3 separate regions of the Mus musculus genome follow, and all the other regions are linked to region 3. A link is a loop called in an ENCODE intact Hi-C map of the cell type or tissue named here. Cell type or tissue: left cerebral cortex. All regions are shown on one strand. Region 1 has its middle 190 kb from the start of Gm14066. Region 2 has its middle 160 kb from the start of Btbd3. Region 3 has its middle 170 kb from the start of Gm14062.

Evidence for each region. Peaks named below come from ENCODE experiments on the same cell type or tissue, not always from the same donor. Only the 100,000 strongest peaks of a DNase experiment are listed, where the experiment ranks them.
Region 1: it touches region 3 in a loop (2.7-fold over the local background); 5 of 42 quality-filtered maps call a loop at or near these places.
Region 2: it touches region 3 in a loop (3-fold over the local background); 2 of 42 quality-filtered maps call a loop at or near these places.

What each region holds. Positions count from the first base shown.
Region 1 is chr2:139,117,661-139,125,660 of GRCm38, forward strand. No RefSeq gene overlaps it. Among named protein-coding and RNA genes, the nearest start is that of Gm14066, 190 kb to the right of the region's middle. In left cerebral cortex, no CTCF peak of the experiment used is centred here; a DNase peak (open chromatin) is centred at 3,483.
Region 2 is chr2:138,115,846-138,123,845 of GRCm38, forward strand. No RefSeq gene overlaps it. Among named protein-coding and RNA genes, the nearest start is that of Btbd3, 160 kb to the right of the region's middle. In left cerebral cortex, no CTCF peak of the experiment used is centred here; DNase peaks (open chromatin) are centred at 4,495 and 5,252; H3K27ac peaks cover 520 bases.
Region 3 is chr2:138,042,274-138,050,273 of GRCm38, forward strand. No RefSeq gene overlaps it. Among named protein-coding and RNA genes, the nearest start is that of Gm14062, 170 kb to the left of the region's middle. In left cerebral cortex, a CTCF peak has its summit at 3,126; DNase peaks (open chromatin) are centred at 3,679, 5,746 and 6,164; H3K4me3 peaks cover 440 bases; H3K27ac peaks cover 629 bases.

The DNA of each region.
Region 1 (8,000 bases), 1.1 Mb after region 3:
GTGATGGCTTTTGGGCCAAATAGATCATCTGTGATTTGAAGTACTTGTGCTTAATCTGAAACCTACATTGCTATTTTCGTTAAACTCATGTCCATGTTCCTACTTATGGGGATTGTGATGACCTTCTTGAGCATTTCTATTCAGCAGTATTTAAAATAGTTTCCAAAATCCATGACAAAGGGAAAGTAAATTTAAACCTGTCTCTCCCCCATCCCTCTCAGAAAAGCTACCTAATTCCCATTGCTTTTAGGCACATTTACATGCCTATCCAACCATTCAATTTCATTGCTTATTAAGACAAGTTCTTTAAAGTCCTTAGCATAGTGACTGACAGGTAAGGTAAGTATTAAATGCATGCTAGTTATCACTAGTAGTCATTTTAAGACTACTTTCTCTTCTATGCAAATCTGCATACTCTACAACCACAGAACCAGTCTCCTCCTCTCTTACCCAGTTGTAGACAACTTTTACAGTTTATTTTATCTCCTTTCATTCTAAAAAATGGGGATAAGCAGTGTCATTCTCATCTTTAAGGGTAAATGATATAAACTGCATGTCTGAGCCAGTTACTGATAGAAATTCAACTATTTTTCTTACTACAAATGTCAGTACTGCTGAAGTGGCTATTATATTCCACTTATACTAATACGTATTTCATTTATACTATTTCATATTAGCTTTCTCTATGTTGGACATATGTCTCCATATTCTCTCAGAATCCATATGCTTCTTGTAGGTGTTAAATAATATAGTTCATTTCCATAGACTTTGTGGCTTAAGAATTCAGACAGAACATTCCGAGGACACCTCAGTTTTGTCAGAATTTTAAACTTCAGTCTCTTTAAAAAGCTGTCATTAAGCAGTGTCCACTAAGATAGTGCAAGGTTGGAACTGCATCCATACACATTTTTGCATCTTGCATCTGTCCAGGAGCAATTAGTTCTTTCAGGCAACTCATTCTGAATACATAGTTTCTTATTCTTTCTTCCGTTTTCAGCCTCAGGAAGCTTCCTATTACCTTATGCTGTAAGGATCTCAAGGTGCCTTAATTTCCATAGAGGGACTGAACAAGACAAATGCGTTAAATTCTTTTTTATGTCCTTGTTTTATAAGTCACAGAGCATCAATTCTGTTATAGCCACATGCCCACCAATCCAAAGGAAGAAGTTTACAATCTTAAACATGGATGCAATTACTGCATGATGTTTCAGCATGGCTAGACTGGCATGTCTTTCTCAGCACTCCTGTTTGTGTTTCTGGTTACAATGGCCCTTAAGAGAATTCTCCTACCTTGTAGAGCTAGAGGGCACCCATAAGTCATGAGTCTCTCCTCTTTAATATTAAACAGTGGGGGTAGAAGATTTTGCAACTCACATACCTTCCATTACATAGAAGATTTATGTGTGCAACATCTTTTACAAATAAAATAGATTAAACTCAGGTGACTATAATATTCATGATGAAATATAAGTATTAAAAATATAAGTATAAATGAAGTTCAACAGCTTTTCACTCCCATGGATCTTGTTTCTTTGACAGTGTACATCTTTTGGGAGAACTAGAGTGTAGTTGTTGTTTTTATTAATGATTGGATTCTTAGCCTAGTCCTTCCTCAAAAATGTAATGTTTTCCAGGGTTTGTTTCTTTGTGTCTAGGTGTGGGAGAAATCATTTTTATGCTTAATTAAAAGTATATCCTTTCAGAGTCTCATACAACATAATTTCATCTATCCATCCCTCCTCCAGAAATCCATCTCAGATCTAGGCCTTCTTCCTTATTCATCCAACTTTGTGGGCATATTGTCTATAATGTATATTATATGGGTTTGCTTTACAATTATATTACTGGACAGAGAATCTGATCTATGAATGGGCAGTCTTTAAAAATACTCTAAACCATTGGATATAAGTATTGTGATGAAAGATAATCATAACTTGGTCTAATTATAAATCTCTAGAAGAAGAAAAACTATTCAATGTTCAGATATGTCAATAACACATAAGGAAAAAAATGCTGTTAATCTCAGAGACGTTAAGCATACTCCTATCATGATCGTTGCATGAAGTTTCTCCACGTGCTTTTGACCACAGCTATAGGTATGTTTTGTCCATTTTACAGAGAAATAGGAGAGGATGGTCATGGAAGCAGAAGCATGATGCATCTTGATATAAGAAATGTAGATGTGGCTAACTGGAAAAGCTATGAGTCTGATTTTGAACCTGCTCATCTGCCCTTGGACCTTGGATTCACTCATTTTCACCATTCCTTGGCTGAGTCCTCAATGGGATTGTTTTTGCACATCACTTAGAAGGAAGAGCCACTATACATTCCTGAAGGTAGGTGTGACAATTTTGAGATGCCTCAGCATGGTTCAGATCTGTGTATGTTTCTAGTTATAATGAATAAGAGACAGTTTTACAAAGCTGAAAGGTGGTTGTTAGTCCATAGCCTCTTACCATTATTCTTGAATGTCCTGGGAAGATATTTTAATACCCACACACTCTTGTCATTACTCTTGCTCACATTTATGTGGGACAGCAGCTGGGCATGCAATTGTTGTCCTGTCTTAAAGAACCCCTGTAAACTTCTATGTCTCCTAGCTAAGGTATAGACTTGGTACATGACAAAGAGATGTACATAAGACATTCTATATTTCCTGTGGAATATTCAAAACATCATCAGAGGTGATGAGGTTGACAAGGTCTAGTGCAACATGTGGTCTCTTGCTAGCCCTTAATGTCATCTACTCTATCCTTCTGCCTTCACCAAATACTGCAATCCCATAAACAACATACATAACAGCAGATTTAAAGAGAATGTCATTAGTGTCTACAAGTTTAATCCTTGTACCCAGTATATAATGGTTCTGATTCACTGGCTAAACCCTGAACAATGCAATGATTTTCAAGTGTTACTTTTCACAGCATGTAAAACAACTTAAGTTTAGAGAAGAGTGTGTGTGTGTGTGTGTGTGTGTGTGTGTGTGTGTGTGTGTGTGTGTATGTATGTGTGTGTGTGTGTGTGTGTGTGTGTGTGTGTGTGTGTGTGTGTGGTGTGTGTGTGTGTGAGAGAGAGTGAGAGAGAGAGAAAAAAACAGTGACAGAGACAGAGAGACAGAGAGAATGAAAGTGAGGAGTGAGATTAAATGCTGAAGGTTGTAAATGTCTTGATCATAGGTCATCTCTTCAAACTTTACCACATCTCTCTGGACTGGTATGTGACAAGAAAAACAAACAAACAATCTAAGACAAGGCATCTACTAAACTATGGCAGCTCATGTCATACTTGGATTTAGGCAATGAGGTTATTTTCCTTAGGATTTTTACCCTTTAAGGAAGCTTGCTCTTTGAAGTCATTATCTTACAAGTGATGCCTTCCCAAGCCTTGTGTTATTCTAGCTCTTACCAAGCTACATTTTCAAAACTCTCATCCATATGTTTCTTTATTTAGACATTGGCTTTTGAAATGAAAGTTTCCTTCAGTTTAAAAATAATTCTCCTGTACTGCATAGCATAGCAAGCAAAAATATCCCATCTCAGAAGAGTTTGTTTTGCCAAGCTGGTGACCGTAAGACTGCAGTCACATGTTATCAGAATGTTAAGTTCTACACCATTCTCAACAACAGTATGACATTGCAGAAAAGCTCCATAATGATAATAGTTTCCAAACATATTTGAAATTTGCTCCAACACAGAAGGCAATGAGGAAAACACAAGCATGCTTGCTACCTTTCAATAGCCAGTTGCTAGAGAAACATTTGTGAAGTCTACCCCTTGGAATATCCTTCTATATGCTACAATTGTATTTTATTAGAGTCCAAAAGATCTCAAGAAAAATATTTCCATCATCATGTTGACAAACTGTGTCATGATCATACAATTAAGTCCTATCCTGATGCCCATAAATTTGCTGTTGGGAGTTAATTGAATGCACAGGATGAAGCATATTGGCTATGCTTCTATTTGTGCTAGAATAGCAGTGAATTGTTGGAGAAGCTGAAGATAGACATTCCTACTAAATACATTATGGAATGAGCTAGGAAAGCATGTTATCCTCCTGTCCTCCCCTGGATTAGCAACATATTATCCAAGAGGATGAGGTAATGCCTATGTTTAGATGGAGTCAACTATAAGCCAAGCACTGGCCTAGCATGAATCAAGAACAATAAAATAATAAGCTTTAGTCACAAGGCATATGACTATCAGTTCCACCGTATTTCTGGAACGAGGACCAGCTTTGCCATTGGCCTGGTCTGGCCCCAGATCACAGACTCCAGACCTTGTTGCTGTTTCTCATGGGTAAAAAATTTAACCTTTAATTCTCGACTCATTCATTTGTAAGCTATGATCCCAACATGCACATTCCAGTGTTACTGTTAAAAAACAACAACAACAACAAAAAAAAACAACAACAAAAACAAAACAAAACAAAACCCAGGATGACCAAGTCACTTGACACAGGCCACATATCTTAGGGAACTCTACCTGAGCTAATCAAACAATTTGCTCACTGAGATAGGCATTGTGGTGAAGTGGCTTGCAGACCTATAGGAAAGATGAGAGGGAACCTTTTGAGGGGCTTCGGAAGCTTTCACATAACAGTTAACATTGTTAAGTAACAATAGACAGGCATCCTTCACCTTATCCCATGATGGTGTCTATTGGATGGATGGATGCTATCTCTTGTCATGCTGGCTTTTTTTTCTCTGAAATTTGGGCATAGTCAAGTAGTAAGGCAAATAGCTATTATAGTATTGCTTGATGAGACAACATCAACTTCCTTTAGTCAATACTAGTAAAGAAGTAATCTGGTGTCTGTCTCACATAGTTTCCTTGCCTGATTTTGGTACACAAGAAGAATAATTTCATTTGCTGACTCTTCCTTCTGCACAGAAAAATTATCGTCTCTGGTAAGAAAGTATACTATAATTTAGCTGTTACCCAACCCTTCATATCTCAGGGTGGGGTGGAGTAGGGTTGGGTAGGGTATCCCATACTCCTTAGCATACCAGTATTCACCACTTATGATGAATGACCTCAAATATTCTGATATATTTTGAAGTGCAAAATAAGAGAGAGAGAGAGAGAGAGAGAGGGGGGGGGGAGGGAGGGAGAGAGAGAGAGAGAGAGAGAGAGAGAGAGAGAGAATATTTTGAAAGTTTCTAAATTAAATTTGGAAGAATGGAAGATTTTTGCTTCTGTGCTTTTGTTTACTTGCTGCCATTGTTGGGGGGGGGGGAACATCCTCTTTCTTGAGACAGGATCATACTCTTTTACCCTGATTTGACACTATCTTCAAACTCACAGCATCCCTTATGCTGCAGCATCCAAAGTACTAGGATTGCAGGCATGAGTCATACAGCAAGTCTCATAAAATGATTTTAATTAGCAGAAAATGAATTCAAGATTGACTATGAGGTCGTAGAGATATATGTCCAGGATACCTTTAAACTTAATGCCCTAAGAAGTTCAATGAAACAGATTTATTCATCCATCAACTCACTGACATAGAACAGTTACAATTTATTTATGTCTAGCCCATGTTTTTTTTTTTTTCTTTCCAGGGTCATCACTGAGTTTGTGTCTGAGTTATTTCATCTGAAACCACCTTAGTTACTAGACTTTAAGCAATATTTCCCATCACAATACTAAGTACCCAAAGTTAGTTCCCACTAAGGTCTAGCGTGACCACAAGTAGGGCTTGTTTCCCCTGTCTCACAGATATCTGTTATTTCTGCTTTTCTATTGTCACTTCACTCTGCTTTCTGCTTGAATTTTTGAGGCACCATTGTTGATCACTGAAGTAATCACCTTGAATTTTATCAATCCATCATAAAGGAACATCTTAGATCTTAAGGCAAACTTCTGTGCTCTTCCTTCCTGGCAATGGGGGATAGTTTTGGAGAAACTATACCAGATACAGCCATCATATCATTCTGCCAAGTGTTCTCCTATATACAATGATCTTATTATAAATCTTTGGTTAATGTTCTTCTCCTCCAAACTTTCACAATCTCCTCATTACAAACTCCATCTGCCATGTAAGAAGATCATAGTTTTATCTATGCAAACGTTGTCTAATGTTTCCAGCTCCAGTGACTAGCATAGTTCTCACCACATTTTAACTATAAACACCTTATAACTTAATGGCTTGGCTCATTCATGAACCTCAGAGAAACTTCCCATGGTCTACTAATGACATATGAAAGATCAATCTCTCTACTTCCCCTTCCATTTGTTATCTCAAGATTATTGCAGTTGGATGAATTCTCTCTTCTGCTCTTTTAATTTTTTGAGACAGGTTCTCAATCTGTACAGCCCAAGCTGACCTTTAACTCACGACAATCCTCTTGTCTCAGACTTACAATACTAACATGACTGGCAGGAGCCACCACATCCAGATAGTCTTCTTTAATTTTGTGAAAATGTTGCTTTACTAAGCATTTATTTCCCTTCTAGGCTCTCAGCTACTCATTCAGAGAGATTTCTATGCCTTTACATACTCAGTTTTCTCCATCAACATTTATATTACTTCCTTTACTGTTTATTGGAAATGATTTGCTCCATCTCCTCACCACACCTCAGATTTTTTACTTTCTCAAAAAATGACACATATACTTAATAGTCAGTAGATATCCTGTCACAAAACCGTGAATTGTGTAATTTGCAAAGTAAACGTTCAGCATTTAACTCTACTGTTAATAGACCTTTTCAGACTAACTTCTCTTCCATTTCCTTTTCTTTTTACTTTTCGAACAAAATATATGTTTACTAAGAACCTAGAAGATTATCAGTTACTCTGTGAAGCAATGATAAAATACTAGAAATGCATTGTACACTTTTACACATACACACACAAACACACAAACACACACACACACACACACACACACACACACACACACACACACATATAATCCAGATACACATCATTAGGATATAAAGGATGATTCCTAAAGAATATATACTATTATCATGTGAACTGAATTTGTAGAAAGAAATTAAGTTTACTATATCCGAAAACAAACTCTGTAGTCAGACTTTATATATTTGAGTCCTAGCTCTGCCTCTTGTTGTATTTCCTTGTGAATGGTACTTAATAATTTAAACCTGTTATCTTAGTTGTTAAGAGGTACAGAAGGGAGGTGACTGATAAGAACTAACACATAAACAGTTACATGTCAACTATGTTCCAAGTACATCATATCCAAAAACACATTTTGAAAGTATAACCCAAGAAAAAAGATTTTAAAAAAGAGAGAAAAGAAAGAACGAACTTTACAAAGCACCTGGTTAAGCTCTTGCTCCAGTACTGAGACAAAGGACAGGAAGACAAAAGTCAAAGCAATGTTCCCAAAGTCCACAGCTGCTAACCAGCATAGCTAGAATAAATGCTAAGAAGCATGTCTTTAGAACCTAAACTATCAACAAGCCCTCTTCTTTTGAAAATATTACTTCAAGCTTGTATTTCTCCTGACTTATGACAAAAGTCTCAGCCTGCAAGAGGTCATCATGGATAATGAGGAGATAAATTTAAGTTCTCTTCTATGGGTAGGTCAAAAATTAAATCCCATGTAAGAAAGCCTGTCACTGGCTTGGTATAAGCAAAGCCACTGCTTTCATCAAAGAATTTGGGAACGGATATTTGGTTGACCCTTGGTTAAGACTGTTCTGTTCCCCAAGCTATTAGGTCCTATCACAAAGCAACACAATTCTGCATAGCTAGTAATTATGAACATTGAACCTCGAATTATAACAGTATTATCAACCCAATACTAAACATTACCCATGTGCAGGCATTGTGCTAAGAACTTACACACTTTGCCTTCGTTTGTTTTTGTTTGCACAGTAAAGCAGGCCAGTTGACACAAGAGACAGTGGTGTATTGCTTATCAGTGAGTATGCACAGAGTGCCTGACTTCTTTTTTTTTCCATTAACAGGTTTATTTCTTTTTTTAATATTTTTATTATATATTTCCTCAATTACATTTCCAATGCTAT
Region 2 (8,000 bases), 74 kb after region 3:
GAAATCTAAAAAGTTAACCAGTGAATCATGTCTTCAGCTCCTTTAGTTAGTTGATATCTTAATCCTTTTCCTATTTCAGGTATAGATCTATAAAGCAATTACTTCTGATTATACCCCTTTCAGAATAAAAATCTATCTTTATTTCTACAAATTTAATAGTCTGGCTTTTTATACCTACTTGGTTCTTATTTACATTCATCAATACTTCCATTATCTAAGGTTTTGCACTATTTTCAGTGCAGGCATACTGTCTGGAATATTTTATTTTTCTATCTGAATGTTCATTGTTATAGCCTTCGTGAGGGTACATTGTACATTCTCTCAGTATAGCTCTGAAAATGTCTTTATTTCAGCAGTGTTCTCCCTCAAGGCATGTCTTCATAGAGTGTCAGGGATTTCCTCTCCATACGTTAAAACAAGGCTGGCTGTTGCTGTGCAAAGCCAGCTGTCAGTCTAATAGCTATTTCTTTATAGGTTGTTTTGCCTTCTTTACTAACACTGGGTTTAAGTACTTTTGTCTCTATAAAAATACTTTTATTCTCTCATTTTAAAAATGTTTATAGACACATGTTATACTTTGAGTATAACATTAATTCCATCTCCCACTTCCTCTATTTCATCTCTCACCATCTCTTACTGTTACCCTTTATCCCCATACACAATATCACCTTTACTTTTATTTTTATATACATATGCAATTTTATATGACTATATTAAACTAAGAACAACAAATGAAATAAAACATACAGGTCTTGTCTGAGATTGAATTGACTCACTTTTATCTCTATTTGTACACATTTCCCTATAGATAACATAACTTCTTTCTTCTTTGTGAATGAAAAAAAAAATCCCAGTGTGTTTATACTAACTTTTCCTTACCTAGTCTGGTGCTGTTGGATATTTAAATTGGTCCCATAGCTTAGTTTTTGTGAATTGTGCTGCAATAAATTTGATATAAAAGTATCTGTGATATTTTGACTTAGAGGCCTTCACCCAAGAGTGGTATAAGTGACTCATATAATATATCTATTTCTAGTCCATTGAGGAATTTCCACACTGATTTCCATATGGGCTACACTAGTTCACACTCCCAAAGCAATACATAAGTGCTCCCTTTTGTATGTTTTTTTTTTGTTTTGTTTTCTTAATGATTGGACATTCAGACTAAGAGGAGAGTGAATTTTGGTTTGATTTCTCTCATGGCTAGTGAACTTAATTTTTTTATATGATCATTAGCTATTTGTATTTAGCATCATAAAAAGTGATTGCCCAGGTTATTAATTCATTTATTGATTTGTTTGTTGGATGTTTATTTCTTTGTATATTCTAGATATTAATCCTCCATCAGATGTATACTTAGTAAAGGTTTTCCTCCATTCTGTAGATGATAACAATTAGCTTTATAAATCTGTACAATTTCATGAGATTCTATTTGTCATGGCAGCCAATATTTCTTGAGCAATGTGGGTTGCTGTCAGAAAGTTCATGCTGGACCTGCGAGTAAGATGCACCCTGCAGAAGTGAGTTGTATGTCTTGGTCCCCTGACCTTCATTGTCTATTTTTGGGCTTACTACTCCATGGAAACCTGCAGAAAACCCAAAAACTACCAGCTTGGAACATTCTCCACAAATCCCTTGCAAGTTTGGTCTGCCTGAGGCACAGCCAGCAGAGTCAAGTACCCTGACCTCCAATGTCTGGCCCACAGCTCCCCTAACCTTCCTGAGAAGTCCTACTGCCATCAAGATCATCCAGTCACCACCAGGGAAGACCAGATGCCTAAAGGAGAGAATAAGAACACAATCACCAAGATCCAGTGTAATATGACACTACCAGAGCCCAGCTATCTGGCCACAACAAACCCTGGATATCCTAATAAAACTGAAGCATAAGAAGAAGATCTTAAATTCAATCTTATAAAGATGATAGAGGCCTTTAAAGAGGACAAGAAAAAAATCCCTTAAGAAAATATAGGAGAATACATTCAAACATGTAGAGACATTAAAAGAGGAAGCAAATAAATATAAAGAAATACAGGAAAATATAAACAGGTGAAGGATATTCATAAAACTATTCAAGACCTGAAACAGGAAATAGATGCAATAAGAAAACTAGCCAATCCTGGAGATGAAAAACCTTGGCAGAAGAACAGGAACATTTCAACTAAATCAGCCCTATAGAGGATACTAGAAGGAAAATTTCAACCTACTGAGGGAGAGGCTTATCAAATCAAGAAAACAGAAGAAATAAATAATTTCATACCATTAAAACCAATAGAAGAGAAACACACACAACCACCACCAACATCAAAATAACAGGAAATAACAATCGTTGGTCATTACTACCTCTCAACATCAATAGAAATAAAAAGACATAGGCTAACAGAAAGAGTGTGTAAACAGAATCCATCAATCTGCTGTATACAAGAAACACATCTCAACAACAAAAATAGTCCACAATGCAGGAAGGATGTCTGTTGGGAGATGTTCATTGCAAGAACAAAGGGAAAGCCTAGTCAAGAGTGGTGGGCACAATGGCAGTAGTACAGGGAGAAAAGCAAGGCCCAGAAAACAATAGACAGGAGCAGAACAAGTACTCGAATTCAACTGATGTCCATTGGGGTCCCTGTTTGGGTGCCAGTTGTTGCCCTAACCGTCGGCCCCTTGGGATGGTTTTTGGGGCTAAGAAAGCATAGAAGCTGACTCTGGGAGTCAGGTGAGAAGCAGCAGCAGACTTTTTATGGTAGGATTGGGGAGTGCCTTTATACCCTATGCCCATGTCCCCTTGGTCTATAACTGATTATGGACAAGTTGGCACCAGCTGATTGGCTGCCCTAGTCACATTCCCTTTCTTTGTTTGATCCAAGGTATCAGGTAGGTTCTGGGGTTAGCAAATGTGCTTGCATGGGCCATTACAGACCACTAGTCAGAACATGCTGACTCACTCCTTCAACAACTTTTGAAATTTATTTCTATATGTTTATATCCAGTTTTTATATTACCATTTTGTAAAGCACTCATCTTTTCTCTAATGTGTACTTTTAACTTCTTTATTTTAAAAAACAAGTAGTTATAACTGCATGTGTTTATATTTGTATATTTTATTCAGTTCTGATATACACATATGATAATACCATGCTGCATTCTTATTGTGGTTTTGTAGCAATAAATAAATAAAAATGAAATAAAATGTGCCACCCTACATTTCATTTTGAGTGAACCAACAGTTATCACATAGACTCTGTAAAGATAGTAGTACTGTTTTGTGCATCCTAACTTGGACTAAAGCTTACCTGTGTCTAGACTGTGGTGTATAGTTTGTAGGTATGTGTGTACATATGCATGTAGAGAATAATCTATGTGCATTTTTCTGTAATGAAAGGTAAAATACACCTAGGATATTCCTTTGTTTTTGTTGCTTGTAATTTTTAAGTAGTTCTTTGAAAATTTAGTACAAGATACTTTTGAAATTTCATTTCTGTTTGTACTTGCATGGGTACCCATGGAGGCCAGAAGAGATTGTTGTACCCCTTGAAACTAAAGTTATAGATGGTTGTAAGCCACCTGACATAAGTGATGGTAATTGTGTCTTCTTCAATATCAGTATGTGCTCTTAAGCACCGATCAGTCTCCCCAGCCCCTTGGAAAAGGTATTTTTAACATACTCTTCTCTGCTCCTAATTTCTCCCAGATCCACACCTTTCTTTCCTACCCGCCCAACTTTGTGTCATACCATGCTTTCTTCTTACCCATTAAGTCAAACTTGTGCTGCCCATGTACTCTTTAATATCTGGGCTTTTTAATATGCGGGCTTTCACTAGAGTATAATTGATCTAACAGGAGACAAAATTTTTAAAAGTGTTCTCCCCTCCCCTCCCCTCCCCTCCCTTCCCCTCTCCTCCCCTCCCCTCCCCCCTCTCTCTTCTCTTCTCTTCTCTTCTCTTCTCTTCTCTTCTCTTCTCTTCTCTTCTCTCATTCTCTCTCTTTCCACAGCTTTCAGTTCTCAACCATTCCTTATCTAGAAGTGAAACTTCATGTTCCCACTGTTTCATACTACTTAAAGATTTACATGAAAACACATAAAATGTCTCAATAATTTTACATGTATCATGTGTTAAAAACATTCAAGATATATTGAAGTAAGCAATATATGCTATTCATATAAAATTCAGTTTTCCTACTTTTTCCTATGTTGTGAGGGTGCATTTAAAATTACATATTACTGAAATCATTGATTTTTATAACAAATTTTATTTTATAATTTTGAATTGGTCTTTGGCCATTTTACTAGTGAAAATAATTAAATTATTCCATATTCCATTTTTTACCTCCCCAGGCTCTTACATTTAACCAAGCAAACGTGTTATATTTATTGAGATTTATTTTTTAGAAACTGTAATGCTATTGGTTATTGTGAGTCTGCTTCTGAACTCTGTTGTTTCTGCTGACTCACTCCCAGATGGGAGTCTGAATTCAGTAGATTAGCTGCCAGGCCTCCTCTCTGTGTGATTTACTTTCCCAGAACTTAACTCTACATTTTTGTGTGTTGGCGGTCCCAGGCTTTTTCTCCTATTCCCCTTTAAAACCTTCACTTGAGCATCATTTTAAAATGCCCTAGATTAGAGCTCTTCTCTTGTTTGCTCTGCTCTTACTTTTGTTTCCATAAGCACAGAAACATGTGAGATTTTAGAAAGGGGCAGCAAAGCATGGAAATGTGTGCATAGTGGGGTGAACACTATTTTAACACTAAAATTATAATAAAGGATAAAGATGAAAATTCTATGGCATTAAAACATTGTTATTAATCAGTATTTAGTAATAGGTGAAAACATCCAACATATTATTAAAAAGAAAGCAATTACCCATTGCTATGAAGCTGCATCTTAATTTTTGGAAAAAAAGAACATAAAATTTTTTTTTTGTTTTGACCTAAAAATACAAGAAAGAAATCAGAGTTTTGTTTTTCTGAAGAATGAAGTTATACCTTCTTTTCTTTAATTCTTTTGCTTCTCTATGTTTTCTGTGAGATACCCATTTCCCATTTATAAAGTGCACAAAAAATATGTTAAAAATTATGAAGGAAAAGCAGGAGCCAGGAAACAATTTTCATCCACCCACCTGGACTCTTTGTCATATCTTTAGCCTGTTAGTTTTGTAAGGAAAACTGGGGAAAATGGAATAGCTCCAATGATGCTAACCAAGCAAAGTCTGCAGCCAAGTGGGCACATACAGCTCTGCCACCCATACATGCTGGCTGCTATCCAAGGGAAAATGTGAATTCATCTAGGACAAAGCCCTTGTCTCTCCACCCATGGCTATTCTTTTGTAGTGCAGGACAGAGTTGCCTTCGCCTGAGCAGCCAAATGCAGGTGTGGAGGGATGTGACAACACTTTTCACATCCTCTAAGACTTGCAGTTTTTCAGTTCCTCAGAATGACTGGCAATGCAATTTCACAAGGCATGAGAGACAGAGAAGGACGAACGTGGAGCCACACATTTTACCAATTCATGTCATTTGCACATCTATGATTAGAAAGAATTGCATCATTTTTGACATAGAATAGTTCATCTACAGCTATGATTTTATATAAGATGGATAAAATAATTATTAGACAGAGAAGAGAAGAGAAGAGAAGAGAAGAGAAGAGAAGACAAGAGAAGAGAAGAGAAGAGGGAAGAGGAGGGGAGGGGAGGGGAGGGCAGAGGAGAGGAGAGGAGAGGAGAGGAGAGGAGAGGAGAGGAGAGGAGAGGAGAGAAGAGAAGAGAAGAGAAGAGAAGAGAAGAGAAGAGAAGAGAAGAGAAGAGAAGAGAAGAGAAGAGAAGAGAAGAGAAGAGAAGAGAAGAAAAGAGAAGAGAAGAGAAGAGAAAGGTTGAGAAAGATGAAGAGTAGTGAGATGGAATTAAGAATAAAAAAGGGAGGAGAGGAGCGAGGAGGAGAATAGAGAGGAGGAGAGGGGAGGGGAGGAAAGGAGAGACACTATATAATAAAGCTTTTGAAATCTCTCTTAGGACTTGTGAGTTGGAGTAGTGTGGGTATTCCCTTCCTCATGGGTCATGGGTTGATTGTCCATGAGGGTGAGGGGAACAGAGGGAGCAGAGACCGGGTTCTGATGGCCTTGAGTACCAATTGACAGATGAATTTCTGGGATTAACTTCAATGATACAGCTCAAGTTTATTGGATTTTAGGGCTACAGGTGGAAAGGGCTAATTGGTCATAATACAGTACCTAACTATCATGTGGGCAGGAAGCCAGAGCAGGACTTGTGTACTGAGTTTAGCAGCCCTGCACAAAATCATTCTTCAGATAAGGCCAGACCCCTGTGTTCAGGGATGCTCTTTCTCCAGACAAAGTTGAACAGAGAAAAGAAAGCCTCCATTTTGTGCCAAGTTCAGAAAGACATCTGGTCGGCGGGGGGTTGAGGGGTAGGGGGGTGGGGATGGGAGCTGTGACCTTAATAGCAGGGTTCTCCAACAGAGTATGTCATGCCTTAAAGTATTGCCATCTAACACATGGTACGTGCACCTCCAGAAAGCAACATTTCCTGAGAGCCTGCTGGTAATTCAAAAATCTCAGACCTCATGCCAGACTTAAATTATTAAGTTCACTAAGGAGCTATGGTGAGTCTTTTGAATACTAGCACTTCAAATCTACTTGAAAGCATTTAGAAATAATAACAAACAATCAAGGTTCAAATAAAAATACCATAAGGAGGTAATTGTGTTCCTCTGAGCAGCACTCCTTTATGTGACAGAAACATTGATTCTGAATCCCCACCTAGCAGCAACAATTAAATGTAGAAACTTTTGAGAACATCCATAAACAGGGGTCAGGATTGCGTGTAAGCAGCCTGATCCATCCCTGCCATCATCCCACAGTTAAACTCCAGGAAAGATGTTTTTGTTCAACTTCTGCTTTCATTCTCTTTGAAGAGATGTGGCTTTGAACTAGCAGTGTCGCCGTTGGGACTGTTTTGTTCCTGCCACCAATGCTTCTGTCCTCTTTGTAACTCTCTGTGAGACAGTCCAAAAGTGGGACATAGCCTACAGAAAGGCAAGCCAACCAGAGGCTCTCCACTGTACAGAATTTCCCCAACTTCTGATTAGCTTCTTCCTCCTCGAATGGCATTAATGCTATTCTTGGGACCCCATCTCCCTGAGCTAACCATCTCCCAAGACCTCCACATCTTAATACCATCTCACTGGAGTATGGGATAACAACAAATGAATTGAGGAGCAAAAGAATTCAGTCTCTAATAGAGAGTTGTGTTACAAATATATTTTTTTCAATTTATTTATTGCCAAATCGGCTGCATAAATAATACATCCCTGGCGTAATAGAAAAGAAGTCATTGCTCACACATCAGGAGGCAGCTAGGGATCTGCTGCAAGGCTGCATGGCTTTTGCCTAGGCTTATTCTTTTGGTTACATGCCAAATGTCTGTCTATTGATCCAGATCAAACTCCATTGAGACTCCTGAACATCTCAACTCTCCTTCACGCATTCATCATGTTCCAGCAGGGCACTCCGGGCATGTTGTCACGGAGAAACAAAACCACAGGGAAGAGGAAAGCCTTAGTTGCAGGCTTCAAAGCCTCAAAGTTTACACAGCAACAATTTCTGCTTCTATCGACCATGTTCAGGGCTAAGTCAAGAAGCACGGGATACATCAGTGACATAGGACACAAAACTCTTGGGAATGTTAATTAACAGGAGTCAGGGGTCATGTAAGCAGTGGAGAAGATCAGGCTCATACTGACAGCTCATATATTATTCTCCTCACCCAATTCATCACAAGTCCTGCCAACTCTACCTTAGAAATACTTTCCACAGCTGTCTCAATTTCTTTTGTGACTGCTGCCAGTATACTCTGTCTTGCCTGTATCTGTCTCTGCTGTGCCTCTCTGTGTGTTTTCTCTGTTCCTCTCTGTCTCTATTTCTCTTTGTGTCTCTGTCTCTGTCTCTGTCTCTCTCTCTCTCCATCTCCCTCTCCCCCTCCTCCCA
Region 3 (8,000 bases):
TTTCATTTTTCAAAACTCTTGGCTTCTGTGCATGTAAGCAGTGAGACTTGCTGTGTATCCCAGTATTGGCAGATTTCTGTACACACTTTCTCACATCATCAACTAGACATTAGTAACTTTTTGTCTGGGGATTTCTTCTAAAAACAAGGTCTCAAAGAATTTTAATCAAAATACTCTGGGTTGGGAAAAAATAAATAAAAGAATAATTTTTGGGGTCAAAGACCTAGAAATTTTTGTAGATAAAATTTATTATAGTTTATGCATATTTAAATGAAAAATCTTTGAATATTTTTTACTTTTTAAATTCCATTCACCTTTCCAGCTTTATTTGTATTCTTCTTTTACTTTTATATTTACCCTTTATTTAGGATTTTCAAACTGTATTTTTTTTTTAAATAAAGGTTTAGAAAAATAAGTTCTCTGGAGCGTCTTATGAGTTCTCCTTTGATTCAAATAGTGTTTATTCTTGATTTTATAAAAGGTAAAGATACTGGTATATTCAAAAAATGTTAATCTCCCGGTTGGTCATGATGAAAATGCACAGTTTTTACCAACTCAGATTGACAACTCCATCCACTCTTCCTACCAGGACTCAAGACTGAAAGTCTCAAGAAGGGAGGGTTTAAACTGTAAGTCATTTATCTTCTGGGAAAGACCTTATAGATGTACAGTTACTTTGCTGGGACCAGTCACCTGCACAATGGTGCAGAATAACTCCATGTAGTATATAAACAAATGAGGTCTCTCTTCCCATAAATCTTCATTAATAAAAGCAAGCTATAGGCTAGATTTGACACATGGGCTATGATTTGCCGAACCCTGAGCTTAACCAAGAGGGGAATCTGACATAAACTTTTACAAAGATCTCTGAGTTGCAATTGTTATAGGTAGAAAATTTAAAGATATAGGCAGAGATAGAAGTAGACATGAGAGGGTCAGTGTTTATCTACCCATTTAATTGCATTGTTAAAGAGAATTCTCCAATAGAAGGGAAACGCATGCACCACCTCATGTGCTCTCAACTTCATCCTCTTGTAACTTCTGGAAGAATCACCTTTTATTTATTTAAAAAATACCTATTGTATTTATATACATGTGTGCGTGCCTGAGTGTTTGTGTGCATACAGTGTGAACACAGGAGCCTGGCAGGAGGGTGTTAGAAGGGGAATCAAATCTCCTGAAACTGTAGTTCAAGATGCGTGTGAGCCACTCTATGAGTTATGGGAACAGAATTTGGGGTCTCTGAAATAGCCAGTGTTCTTAACCACTGAGCCTTCTCTACAGTCCCAGAGGTTGTATTTAATTTATTTATCTTATTTTATTAGATATTTTCTTTATTTACATTTCTAATGCTATCCCGAAAGTTACCTGTACCCTCCCCCCGCCCTGCTCCCCTACCCCCCACTCCCACTTCTTGGCCCTGGCGTTCCCCTGTACTGGGGCATATGAAGTTTGCAAGACCAAGGGGCCTCTCTTCCCAGTGATGGCTGACTAAACCATCTTCTGCTACATATGCAGCTAGAGACACGAGCTCTGGGGGTACTGGTTAGTTCATATTGTTGTTCCACTGTTAGGGTTGCAGACCCCTTCAGGCCCTTGCGTACTTTCTCTAGCTTCACTTTTGGGGGGCCCTGTGTTCCATCCTATAGATGACTGTGAGCATCCACTTCTGTATTTGCCAGGCACTGGCATAGCCTTATACGAGACAGCTATATCAGGGTCCTTTCAGCAAAATCTCGCTGGCATATGCAATAGTGTCTGGGTTTGGTGACTGATTATGGGATGGATCCCCATGTGGGGTAGTCTCTGGATAGTCCCTCCTTTCGTCTTAGCTCCAAACTTTGTCTCTGTAACTCCTTTCATGGGTATTTTTTCCCTATTCTAAGGAGGAATGAAGTGTCCACACGTTGGTCTTCCTTTTTCTTGATTTTCTTGTGTTTTGCAAATTGTATCTTGGGTATTCTAAGTTTCTGGGCTAATATCCACTTATCAGTGAGTGCATATTTAGTGACTTCTTTTGTGATTGGGTTACCTCACTAAGGATGATATCCTCCAGATACATCCATGTGCCCAAGAATTTCATAAAGTCATTGTTTTTAAGAGCTGAGTAGTACTCCATTGTGTAAATGTGAGGTTGATTTTAAAGAAGCAATATAATTCATCAACTCTCTGGGAGAAGTCTCAGGAAAGAAAGTTAGTTAGTAAGAGAAAGAAGGAAGGAAGAGAGGGAGGGAAGGAGGGAGGGAGGGAGGGAGGGAGGGAGGGAGGGAGGGAGGGAGGGAGGGAGGGAGAGAAAGGATGTATTTCCTCTCTTAAAACCATTTGCACTGGTCAGTAGTGGCTCATGCCTTTAATCCCAGCACTTGGGAGACAGAGGCAGGCAGATTTTTGAGTTTGAGGCCAGTCTAGTCTACAAAGTGAGTTCCAGGACAGCCAGGGCTATATAGAGAAACCATGTCTCCAACAAATAAAAATAAACAAATAAATAAACAAACAAAACAAAAAAAACATTTGCTGTTTATCAGAGACTCAGCCTGCTTTACCCCGAACAGAACATGCAAGCAGCAAAGTCAGACCTCTATAATGAGAAAATGTGTAACTGAAGTAGAAGAAAATGCCTTCATTTGGCACTGACTGTCCATTACTTACTAGGTGACAGTCACACAACATATTCCTTTCTTCTAATAGTCCTATGAAGCTCATGATATCCTTTATGCCCATTTTAAGTTCATCATAACAGAGGCATTAAACATTCAAGTTACACACAGTTCATTCATTAGAAGTGGGACTGAAACTCTATCTCAACTTTCTATCTCCCTGTATATTCTCCACAGCGTGCAAAAGTGCCACCTTCTTTTATAATGATCTCCCAAATGTCTGGAAAAGTAGAAAGCTTGGGGAACCTGCCATAAACTACAGACCCCAGGAAAAGATCCTCAGGCATTCTGTACACTATATCAAGAGATTCGCACAGTTTTGAGTGAAATGTCAAAAGCTTTGTAGTCTCTCCAGGTCCCACACTCCAAAGATACATTTTTTCCTACGAGTTTCTTTGAAAGAAAGAGCCCCCAAATGCCTCAGAGAATCCTCTAGCACACCCTTGTGGGTGCCCTTAAGCCAACAGACAACCTTTGCTGTTACGTTGGATAGAGAAAGAAAGGCAAAAGATGCTAAATCTTCTCAGAAAAAAAAATCTACTCTTTTGAATATTTTGAATTTATTACACACTTCCCAAGAGCCCGAGACTGAGCTTTGTGTTTTAGTTGAGTGCCCAGGAGGTAGCTTTTTATTGTTCCAGTGTATCAAACGGGATATTATGCTTTATTATGAGGCAAAATAATCCGCTTTACATCATGCCCCTACAATAGAAAAACCCACACCAGAGAAGCCCAGAAAGCCTTCTACAAAGGGGTTCAGGGAGGCAGAGTTCTGTGTCCTACATAGAAACAACCAGCAACCTCTGTGATGAATATTTATACTTTAAAGCTCCTGGTATTTGTGCTGTATACATTGTCATCGTTAAAAATGTGAAGGTAAATATTTATAAACAGCTGTTAGGGAATCTAGACTTCTTGGGAGGAATTTTGAACTCAATTGCTGCTTGGGGGTTTTTCTTTTAAGATGGAAATATGCAGACTGACTCTAAATATAACCCTTCCTGCCTCTCACAGCCCAGATGAGGCTCTGTTAGAATTTAGGATTAGGATGCAGGATAAGACAGCTTTAAAAGAAAAATTAGTCTGCAAGGAAATACCACTTCTCACCCATTGCAACGCTAAAGCACTAAAGACTTAGAGCACTAAGAATTGCAATGTGACTGACCCGAGCCACTGAAAATTTCCAGCATAGCAGGGGTGAGGGGATGGGGCAGTCGGAAACACAGTTGGGGGCTGGAGCAGTCCCAAACACAACTGGCAAGAAACTGGAGTGCAACTCCTTTGTCAAATTATTTTCGTGGTTCTTAATACTTTTAAAACTCCTTCACCTATTCCTTCCACACTCCATTAATTTCACTCCTACATACTTACCTCAGAGAAATAAAAGTGCATCCTCATCCAAAAAAAAAAAAAAGTGTATAGGGATATTCACTGCAGTTTTAATTCATGAGCTGCAAAGTGGAAACTACCCACATGTCTCTCAACATATGAATACATAAACAGATTGTGCTGGGGCCATATAATAGACTGTTAACCACACAGTAGAACCAGTTATTGACGTGCCCCACTGATATGGACTGCTACACAGACATCCTAGCAAACAGCATTCTGACTGAGCAAAGTCAGGGGCAAGAGAGACTACATACTCTACATACTATGGTTTCATTAATCTGACATTCTGAAAAATGTCACAGAAAGGAAACTGTCCTGACTGGTCTCAGGCTGGTGATCCTCTTACCTTGGCCCTTTAGTCCCAGAATACAGCTAAGCCCTGACACTTGATAGGTAGTGGGCTCCTTATCAATCAATGCTCACCAATGGTATGTTTTGGTAAGTTGTACTCAAAACAGCAGTATTGGTAGGAAAACTTGTTTTGTTTACATAAATGAAATCATAATATATACTTCTTTTTTTTTCTTTCTTTTTTTTTTTTTTTTGCCTGCTTTTGCTTACTCAGAATTCTTTGCTTCCTCTTCAATGAATGGCTGTCCTTAACAGGTTTCTGGTGATAGGTCTGACTTCTGTTTCCAAAACACAGACTTCAAGTACATGTTTCTTAATCACCATAGGTCAGTAGGCTGATCTTCTCCATTATCTTAAAGGCCTCCTCCAGCAGGTGGCCCAGAATTACAAATTTTAGGAAGGAGGGACATGGCCATCTAACCTCATGGATGCCACCTTGTTTAGATCCTCCAATCTGTGACCTCCCGGAATCTCTGTGAGAATAAGAACGGCACCAGTGCTTTGAAAGCTATGTTTCCTTTGCAACTGATCTGATCATTTGGGTTAGCTTTGGGGATCCTGCCTAAGGTTGAGATGGGGTGAACAGAGTCATCAGAAGTCGGTCCATTCCAAACATTTTTGGGTGGGGTTCTTCTTATGAGCCTCTGATAAACTCTGGCCAGGGAAGTCTTTGGGGTTTGTGAGCATGTGGAAGAAGAAAAGTTTATACCCTGTCGAGAAGAAAATGGAAATACATCACCCAATTTCCCTACAGGTGAGTAACCTTTCGATTCTCTCCCTGAATCTCTGGCATATTAGCTTGATTTACTTATTTTTAGGTACAAACGTTTGCTGGGAAGCAGCAGTTCCCCACCTCCCTGTCTTCCGTCACAGTGTGGAGTAAAAAACACCTTCCCAGACAGCCTCCAAGGAGGCAAACTAGGCAGAGGAGAGAAAGAACATAGAAAAACCCATGTCTTGCAAATGCCAAGAGGGAAAACAATCAAATTAGCTGGCAAGTCGATCATTCAGTGAAGCGTTGGGGGACCGACATAGGATCTTAAAAATCAACTCGCATGGGGAACCGCGCACTACCATTGCCTGGAAAGCAAATGAAGAATGCTGAGAGGTCTTTTTATCTCGGTATCCTGCAGGGGCCTCGAGTTTGTGCTGCCAGGGGACAGAATGCTTCGCGGTGGTGGCTCTGTTGATGCTCAGCTGCCAAGAGGAGGTCATGTGTGTGGCTCAGCATTGTGGCCTGCATCCAGGGCCCCCGCCAGGAGCAGCCGCCCTCAGAGGAGGAGCACCTGTTCTCCCTTTCCTGGCATGGAGAAGATGCCATCCTGCTTCTCCTCATGCCGCCTGCCCCTGAGTGTTTCCATTTTGTCTTTACGGATGGCAGGTGTCTGCTGTCTTCTGAGCACTAGCCGGGTGCAGGGGGAGGGGAAGTCCTGTCCATCCGGTTCAGCCCTTGCCTTGAAACACTCCTGCATCCCGTGTATCAGAGAGCAGCAGGTGCTGTGACATTTTGGCAAACACTCTTGTCCTGGATGATTGGATGTGTCACGCATTGAATCTGCGTCACTAGCATCTCATCAATCACTCATTGATTTGTACCTCCTCCCGATTCTAGGCTGAGCTTTGGGCTATATATTGTAAGCTGAATGTCCTTAATGCCAAGGTGGGCATAGCTGTCTTATTTAAAATAGCACGCTAGAAGTTCACATTCTGACATTCATACTAGCTAGGATTTTCGCTGTTATAATTAGCTACTCATCAGGCACAGGCCGTTTCTAGGGATTTTTCTTCCCTCTATACACCCACCATTTGCTGACAGTGGGTGGACACATTTGCTGTCTCTCAGACTGTAATGTCTCAGTCTCATCATAAGAGAGACTGTGGCTGGCAGTGTGTGACAATCGACTTGGGAAGGATACTGGTGATTATTAACTAGCTTGTCTACACAGTTAGGGACTGTTTATTAACTAGCATTGATTAAGCCTGTAGTCTGTGATCAGCCACGTGTGAGAATATTCAGGAACACAAAGGTAGGAAAGACAATGGTTGTTTCCCTGGAGTATCCTAAAACTTGGTTAAAGAGGTAGTTATGCAAATGTTTATGAAGCAAACTGTTGTCCAAACCTCTTTGGTGGTATCAAAGTTTCTCTAAAGCCTGACCACTCTGGGGATAATTGAATTTGCTTGTCCAGAACACTTCATCCTTTTTTTTTTCCATTTTTTATTAGGTATTTAGCTCATTTACATTTCCAATGCTATACCAAAGGTCCCCCATACCCACCCACCCCCCACTCCCCTACCCACTCACTCCCCCTATTTGGCCCTGGCGTTCCCCTGTACTGGGGCTTATAAAGTTTGCGTGTCCAATGGGCCTCTCTTTCCAGTGATGGCCGACTAGGCCATCTTTTGATATATATGCAGCTAGAGTCAAGAGATACTGGTTAGTTCATTATGTTGTTCATTAAGTTCATTAAGTTCATTAAGAGATACTCCGGGATACTGGTTAGTTCATTATGTTGTTCCGCCTATAGGGTTGCAGATCCCTTTAGCTCCTTGGGTACTTTCTCTAGCTCCTCCATTGGGAGCCCTGTGATCCATCCATTAGCTGACTGTGAGCATCCACTTCTGTGTTTGCTAGGCCCCGGCATAGTCTCACAAGAGACAGCTACATCTGGGTCCTTTCGATAAAATCTTGCTAGTGTATGCAATGGTGTCAGCGTTTGGATGCTGATTATGGGGTGGATCCCTGGATATGGCAGTCTCTACATGGACCATCCTTTCATCTCAGCTCCAAACTTTGTCTCTGTAACTCCTTCCCAGGGTGTTTTGTTCCCACTTCTAAGGAGGGGCATAGTGTCCACACTTCAGTCTTCATTTTTCTTGAGTTTCATTTGTTTAGGAAATTGTATCTTATATCTTGGGTATCCTAGGTTTTGGGCTAATATCCACTTATCAGTGAGTACATATTGTGTGAGTTCCTTTGTGAATGTGTTACCTCACTCAGGATGAACTCAGAACCTCTGGAAGAACAGCCAGTTCTCTTAACTGCTGAGCCATATTTCAAGTCCCATGTTTGAACATTTTAACATGCCTTTTAAATAATGTATATTTAAGGAAATAAAAATGACATTAATTCATAGACTATACAAAAATATGGTGGATTAAATGTGATCAAGACTATGGTGGTTTGAATAAAAATGGCCCCCATAGGCCTAGAGGGCATGGCACTATTAGGACATAAGGACTTGTTGAAGTAGGAGTGGCCCTGTTGGAGAAAGTATGTCACTCAGGGTCAGCTTTGAGGTGTCAGATGCTAGAGTTGAACCAGTGTTTCAATTTCTCGTTCTGGTGTCTGCTGGATATAGAACTCTCACCTCCTTCTCCAGAACCATGTCTGCCTGCATGATGCCATGCTTCTGCCATGATGATAAAGGACTAAACCTCTGAACTTAAGCCAGCCCCAACTAAATGTTTTCTTTTATAAAAGTTGCTGTGGTCATGGTGTCTCTCCACAGCAATAAAACCCTAAGACCCAGTGTTTAGTGACACCTAATCTGAATCCTATTAGTCTTTAAGACCAATATCAAATTCCAGGATCCTCAT